Regions from separate parts of the Homo sapiens genome. Here region 1 is linked to region 2. The links are chromatin contacts, found by Hi-C in ENCODE. All regions are on one chromosome and are shown on one strand. The core of a region is the stretch at or near the end of the contact, and the rest is flanking DNA. Distances in the headings are between cores, read along the strand shown. Region 1 holds the start of TFAM (transcription factor A, mitochondrial). Region 2 holds the start of SGMS1-AS1 (SGMS1 antisense RNA 1).

Region 1 (3,374 bases), core at 1-2,500, 7.8 Mb after region 2:
TTCCATGCCAGAATGGGAGGTTTGAACAGATGACTTGGAAGGTCCCTTTCAACCCTGGGAGTCTATAAAAGGGAAGTGGTTATTACCGCTTAAAAGAAGAAGTAGGCTTAGTCCTACTTCCAGAGAGCCAATGTTTTCATAGTTACAGAAAGGTAAATAGACTGTCAGCTCAATATGACACTGGTAAGAATTTTCTAACAATTACGGCTATCCAACAGAAGAAAGGCTGTCTCAGAAGGTGGTTAGCTCTGAAACAACTGGTATTTAAGGGCTGGAAGGACCCTTAGGTATCTTTAGGTCTTCCTAATCTTTTTCATGCCATTGCCTATACAGAAAATGGTATTTCTATAACACAAATAAAAAAATTATACAGCAATTTTTGACACATCAATGTCTCAAGGCATACTTGTCACACGTTCTCAGGGCTTTGGCTGGGAAAACTGATTTAGTCTAACATCCTCGTTTGCAGAGGGGGAAACTGAATCTTAACGAGGGAATGCAATATTCCCAAGTCAAGACGTTAATGTTAATACTGGAACTAGAAGAATTGAGACTAGCGACTGTGGACAACTAGCCAGTTTCCTCTGCTCAAATTAAGCAAGCTGGAGGCCAGACTGAAAGACTGCAGTAGATGGTAGAATAAACAGTCTAAAGCTATATTGCTTTAAATGTGGTCTCAAGACCACCGACATTAGAACTTGTTAAATTCTGGGGAACTCGCTAAAATGAAGATTAATGGGCCCCACATAGACACACGGAATTAAGCTCTGCGGTAAGGCCTTGGAATCTGCATTTTTAGGTTTGCGAATCCCCGCCTCTCCCGTTACTATTTCTGAACTCCGAGCTCCAGCCCTGGCTTGAACTGAGACGCTCCGCTGGGCGCGCAGCAGCCGCCGATCGGACCTCGGGGTCCTGGATGCAGGACTGTCTGTTACGTACAGCCCTTGTGACCGTCACGGGCGGACACCGGCCAACGCCGGGTTGGGGTGAGGCCGCCGCCGCGGTCCCTCCATCACCCTCCTGGCCCGGCAGAGGAACCCACTGCTCCGGGCGGCCGGGGACAGAGGTGGCTCAACAGCGCCGCCTCGAAGCCAGAGCCCTCCGCAGGCTAGAGGATTGCGGTTTCCCTTCATCTCCGCGGCTCTTATTCCTCCCCCGCAAGGCCGCCCACCGGGGTACGCTCTCCCGCGCCTGCGCCAATTCCGCCCCGCCCCGCCCCCATCTACCGACCGGATGTTAGCAGATTTCCCATAGTGCCTCGCTAGTGGCGGGCATGATAACACACGCCGGAGGGTCGCACGCGGGTTCCAGTTGTGATTGCTGGAGTTGTGTATTGCCAGGAGGCTCTCCGAGATTGGGGTCGGGTCACTGCCTCATCCACCGGAGCGATGGCGTTTCTCCGAAGCATGTGGGGCGTGCTGAGTGCCCTGGGAAGGTCTGGAGCAGAGCTGTGCACCGGCTGTGGAAGTCGACTGCGCTCCCCCTTCAGGTAGGCCCGCTTGCCTGTGCCCTAGGGGCAGCAGGGCCCAGGACGTCCCGGGGTTGGAATGTAGACCCTATCCTTCACTTTCTGCCCCTCCTAGGAGTTCAGAGTCACCCTGGTTCTTTGATTCAGACCGCGACCTTGCCAAGGGGACGGTGGCCTTGAGACCAGGCCTTTATTTACTCTCTTAATACGCCGTACCTTCTTGCTACCCTCCACTCGCTTCTCCCATCCCTCCTCACTGTCCAGCTTTGGATCCTTTCCGCCTCCTCTGCGAATTCGCGCCGAGTCTCCGGCCATCATCTAGGCATTGAGGAGGCGGGGCCCAGGAGCTGGAGTATAGACGCTTTCCTTCACTCCCTGCCCTTCCTAGGAGGTAAGGGCTTTGAGACTTCAGTCCTGCAGACGCTCCCCTCCGTTTAGGACAGGGTTTTAATAAGTCTCTAGCATTCTTGTTGAAGGCGTTGGATACATAGTATCTTGATGACATTTCTTATTTGGGATCTGTGTTCATATACATGTGAATATTGACAGTTAAACATCTGACACTGGTTATTTTCTTTTTGTTTATATGTAGTTTTGTGTATTTACCGAGGTGGTTTTCATCTGTCTTGGCAAGTTGTCCAAAGAAACCTGTAAGTTCTTACCTTCGATTTTCTAAAGAACAACTACCCATATTTAAAGCTCAGAACCCAGGTAAGGAGTTTTGGGGCATATACCCTTTTCTCATGTAATAAAAATGCCATTAAGCAGTTAAATACCAATGTTGAATTGCAGTGCTAAAGCATTCAGTGACTGCAGGAACAATCATTTGATGTCTGTAAAATAGGAAGTTCTATTTTATACCAAATGGAAATGCTTTAAATATAAATGAGAACTAGTAAATGGTATTTTAAAAATAACGTATAGTGTAGAAAGCACCCTAGGAAGAGGATAAAAAAGCTGAATTTGGGGCCTTGTTGCCTTTGGTCTAGAGGACCACTGATGAATTATTTTCTCTTGCCTAGCTCCTCCTTTTTCTGGCTCAGGGAATTGTTAATAAAGTTGCAACTTCTGTGGAAGCATCCATAAACTGTAAGTTCTGTAGAACTGTAAAGTTCTATGCAATTTACTGCTAATTTCAAGAGCTTTCAAGATAAGAAAGGATAAACCTTTTCATCATAGGAGTTCAGAGCCACTCTGGTTCTTTGATTCAGACCTCGACCTTGCCAAGGGGATGGTGGGTTGTAAAGGATAAATCCTTTCTTGTCTTGGGTTCCTAAAAAAAAAACATTTCCAGGTAGGATGTTTGTTGACTCTCTAGAAAGCCTCTCGGCGAGAATAAAAAATGCTCACATCAGGCTGGGTGAGGTGGTTCACACCTGTAATCCCAGCACTTCGGGAGGTCGAGATGGGTGGATTGCTTGAGCCCAGGAGTTCGAGAACAGCCTGGGAAACATGGAAATCCTGTCTCTACCAAAAATACAAAAATGAGGTGGGCATGGGGGCGCAGTGCCTGTAGTCCCAGCTACTTGGGAGGCTGTGGTGAGAGGATCACTGGATCCCAGGAAGTTGAGGCTGCAGTGAGCCATGACTGCTCCACTGCACTCCAGCCTGGGTGACAGAGCGAGACCCTGTCTCAAAAAACAATAATAATTTTAAAAAAAAGCTCACATTATAGGTAAGGAGTTAGTTTCAGAGACATGCTTAAGTACCCACATCTTTTAAATGTAAGAGTTAGTACTAACAGGTATTTTTAAAAATCAATTAATTGCACGCCATCATTCCGGTTAAGATGAAGAAGGAAGTGGAGAATAACAGATTGAATTTCGAATAGCTTGTTTCCAAATGATATTTCTGTTATTGAAATACGAGGCTGTGTTATATGGATCGAGAATGTATTTTGTTGTTA
Region 2 (3,607 bases), core at 1,067-3,566:
CGTAAGCGTGTACCGCTGAAGTCTGTACTGTTTGAAGGTGAAAAGAAACATCTGAGAAGCACCTGCCTGGATTCTCTTCGCTCCCTCCGGCCATGACAACCCTTATCCCGATTTCTACTTCGCGGCACCAAAGAGGAAAGCAGCATTCACCAGAACGCTCCAGGCTGAATCCGTTAGCTGGACTAGGGCACTCTATCCGGCCCACGGGAGGACGCCACAAGCCCGAGTTCGGGTTAAGACGGTGGGAGAGGCAGCCGCTGCTGCTGCTGTTTTGCCCTTGACACGTCGCTGGGGGATAGCGCAGACCCCCTCTGTCACGGAAAAGCGGCGTCCTGGAGAGACTGTCCAGTTCTGGGCTGCGCCGATTCCCCTCCAGGCCTTGCCCCTAAACGTCCCCGCCCCGCGGGGGCAGCCCTGCGGGGTCTCAGAGCCGCCCGCGAGCCTGGCGGGCTGTTACGCGGCCTGGAGAGAAGGGGAGCGCTCCTCGGGGAGGGGGGGTCCCACCTGTTTTGTCGTCAGGGGGCATCGAGGGGCTACGGTGGGGGGATCCCGAAATAGTGGGCGCCTGGCCGGCTGCGATCTGGACCGAAGGTACCAACTGTCACACCGCCACCTAGGCTGTGGGGGTGGAGCCGTGATTGGAGTCGGCCCCTGGGTGGGGGTCTCCGGACCCCGGGCGGGCTACTGCCCAAAGGCTCCCCGCCTCCCGATCGCCCCAATCCGACACCAGGCAGCCTTCCAGCCCGCACGCAGTAGCTCTGAAAAGGTGCCCACTGACGCCTCCTCCTTCCTCCCCGCCCCAACTTAGCCGGGGAGCCCCGCCGGCGGCCCGCCCCCTCCGAGCCCGGATCCCGGCCGCCGGACCTCCCCGCTGTGACCACCCACGGGAGCAGCAGCTCTGGAGGACTGCCCGCCAGGTACGCGCGCGGCACCGCGCGGGCTGCGCTCACGCCCCCTCGCCCCAGAGCAGCCCGCCCGCTGCTCCCCGGCATAAGGCCGGGCCCGCGAGACAGGTGTCCGATCGGCCCCCGCAACCGTGAGGCCGGCTGTCTGTCCCTGCCCCACGACTCACTTGCACTGGAGTCACGGCAGCCGCCGGAATTCCGCTCGCGGAGCCCCCGCCGCGGAATGAAATCCGGGGCAGGGCAGCGTCGGGGCTCCGCACCCCAATCGCGCTCTCCGACCGGCTCCCTAGGCGCGAGGGGAGAGCAGTCAGCCCAGGCCGGTCCTTCTCACTCCCGACCTGCCCGCCGCCTGCCGCCCGCAGCCGCTGCCCCGCTGGTGCGAACGCTTTCGACTTGCCACCGCGAGCCTCCCGGGCTGCCGAGCATGCCCAGTCCGCTGCCCGAGCCGGCCCGGCTTCCCGCGCGACGCGACTCCGCTCCTCCGGGTGTTCACTGCGGCCGGGGGGGCGGGCCGGCCGGGCGGGGTCCGCGGGGGGCTCCTCCCGGGACCGAGCGGGACCCCGAACCAAGGGACAGTCGCAGTTTGGGCCCCTTGAATTTTACTTTCAAGTAATGGGAAACTGAGGAGGCGGGCGCTTTCCCCAGCGTTTTTAGGGGCCCACTAAGTAAGGCCTAGCGGGAGCCAGATTTTACAATCTGGGACGGTAAATCCCTTGGGGCAGGGCCGGAGACGGGAGCCGCTAGAGCTGGTCACAAAGCAGGGAACGCAAACTCAGCCTGCTGGAAGCCAGGCACGAGTTTGCGAACTACTACTGGATTCTTTTTCCCACCAAGCCCAAGGGCTGCGACACTTGGGATTAATGCCCAATGGATCATTCCTAGGAAACGGCCGACCTGACTATTCGGCCCATTTTCAAACCTCTAACCATAGACTCTCATCTTTCTCCCACAACAGAAAAAAAAAGCCTCTGGCGACGCCTGGGAGCGCGACGGAGGCGCAAGAGCTCTAACCGCGCGAGGTGAAAACTCCGACTGCGTCAGAGCCGCCCCGCCCCGCCTGGGGCCCACCTTCCGCCGCCCCTCCGAGCTGCGGCGAAAACCCGGAGAGCGGCTAGGCCGGGGTCGGAGCCCGCGCATGCCCAGTAGCCCCACGTGGTGCAAGTCGCCTGAAGGAAGGTTTTCCTCTGCTCCCCGAGCGAAGCCCCAGCGCCCAAGTTAGGATGGACAGCGGGGAGAGCTGGCCTTCCCGCCCCGATGCCCGCCGTCCCTGGCCGGCCCGCGCCGCACCTCGGTGGCCTACAGGCAGCCCGAGGCCGTGCCTCCCGCGGGGTCGGGGACTTGGCGAGCGGGGGAAGGGGCGCGGCTACGGGCCCGGCGTACCACGTGACTGTCCGCGGCGCTCCGGGCAGCCATCTTCCGCCCGGCCATCGGGCCGCGGGCGCTCGGAACCGACCTGGGAGCTGGCGGGACCGTCCTCCCCCGCCACGCCCTCCCATCGGGCTTTGGGCGCCGGACTCTGGCCACCGCTCGGCACCTGCCTCCGCCTCGCCTTGGGGTATAGGAGTCCTGTACCGACCCCTGGCTTGCCCAGAGGACAGGTTCTCGCCCGGGCCAGAAGCAAACTGCGGCGAAATCGAGACAACAGAACTCAGGTGGCGGAGGGTCCCCGCTTTTCCCCAGAGGCGGAAGTTGGCGAGGGAGTCCTCTTCCGTTATCCAGCGAGAGCGCTGCTCTGGCTGCCTCCCGGTTCTAACCTAGTCCCTGCAGAGGAGTGATGTACCGGCAGGGACATTGGACAGAGGCCGTGCTCTTCCCTGCAGCGCATACCCCGCGGCCCCTGCTGGTGGGCCGCTTCGATGGTGCTGAGGTTCATAGTGAATATTTATTGAGCGCCTGCCTCGAGTCCCTTGGGTTTCCTGTTGTCTCGGGACCTGCCGCGTCACTATCACCCTAGAATTTGTTAGAAATGCACGTTTTCGGCCCCACCTAGACCTACAGAACCAGAAACTGCGGGTGGAGTCCTGCAATATGATTAACAAAGCCCTCCGGGTAGTTGTCATGGACGCCTCTATATTTCAGCTAAGCAGTCCATTTTAATAAGCTAGGCAGTGAAAATTTCCATAGTTTTCCCCAAAGCACAGTGAGGAGTCAGGGATTCAAAATGAGGCAATCTGCCCCAATGCAGGCGTTTTATTGCACCCTCCACTCCTGGCTCCTCTGGTTTTTTCGCCCGTAAGACACAGTACTGCTCTTCTCAGGAAGATTAGGAAAGTACATTTGTCACATACGCTTTTCAAGCACGGCTTTAAAATAACAACTGAAATTCAGTTCAACTGCATGTTTTGAGTATCTACTGGGAGCAAGGCTCTGTGAAGTATAGTAGCCCTACTGGTTATGTTTATCAGTTTGCACCTAAAAGGTGAAAGGAAGGCTTGCTTTCTTGTGATGTAAATTTTTTCAAACTAAGGGAGTGCCAGAAAACTGCTGGCTGCTTTCTCTCCCGTGTTGGTTTCTCTCCAGTGCTATCCAGAATATGCTGTAAGCTCTGGACTTCCTGAAACAAAGGTCCAAGTAAGCATCTGGTCTTTGATGTACTTTAAAATGCACCCCACCCCCACATGAAAGATAACTAAATTTTTCAAAATATTAATACTTCTTGAATGTAAATCGTGTGTCTAAGGTACTGGCATAATTTTTTTTTT

What was found. A loop is a pair of places that touch in the nucleus more often than their neighbours do. Pooled maps may share reads with other maps.
Region 1: a loop to region 2 is called in a map of CD4-positive, alpha-beta memory T cell, with 33 times the contacts of the local background. The contact joins the promoter of TFAM here to the promoter of SGMS1-AS1 in region 2. A Hi-C loop is called at or near these places in 2 of 168 maps with a recorded cell type or tissue (CD4-positive, alpha-beta memory T cell and naive thymus-derived CD4-positive, alpha-beta T cell) and 7 of 50 pooled maps.

Annotation. Positions count from the first base shown.
Region 1 is chr10:58,384,160-58,387,533 of GRCh38, forward strand. It overlaps TFAM (transcription factor A, mitochondrial), which reads left to right and starts at 1,251. Exons shown (of 7, transcript NM_003201.3): 1 at 1,251-1,489; 2 at 2,061-2,179. The coding sequence starts at 1,389. RefSeq lists enhancers at 702-801, 995-1,651 and a silencer at 932-1,311.
Region 2 is chr10:50,622,635-50,626,241 of GRCh38, forward strand. It overlaps SGMS1-AS1 (SGMS1 antisense RNA 1), which reads left to right and starts at 2,317. Exons shown (of 4, transcript NR_126411.1): 1 at 2,317-2,557. It overlaps SGMS1 (sphingomyelin synthase 1), which reads right to left and starts at 1,322. Exons shown (of 11, transcript NM_147156.4): 1 at 1,073-1,322. RefSeq lists enhancers at 80-479, 1,191-1,719 and silencers at 670-1,009, 1,270-1,529, 1,578-1,735, 1,860-2,489.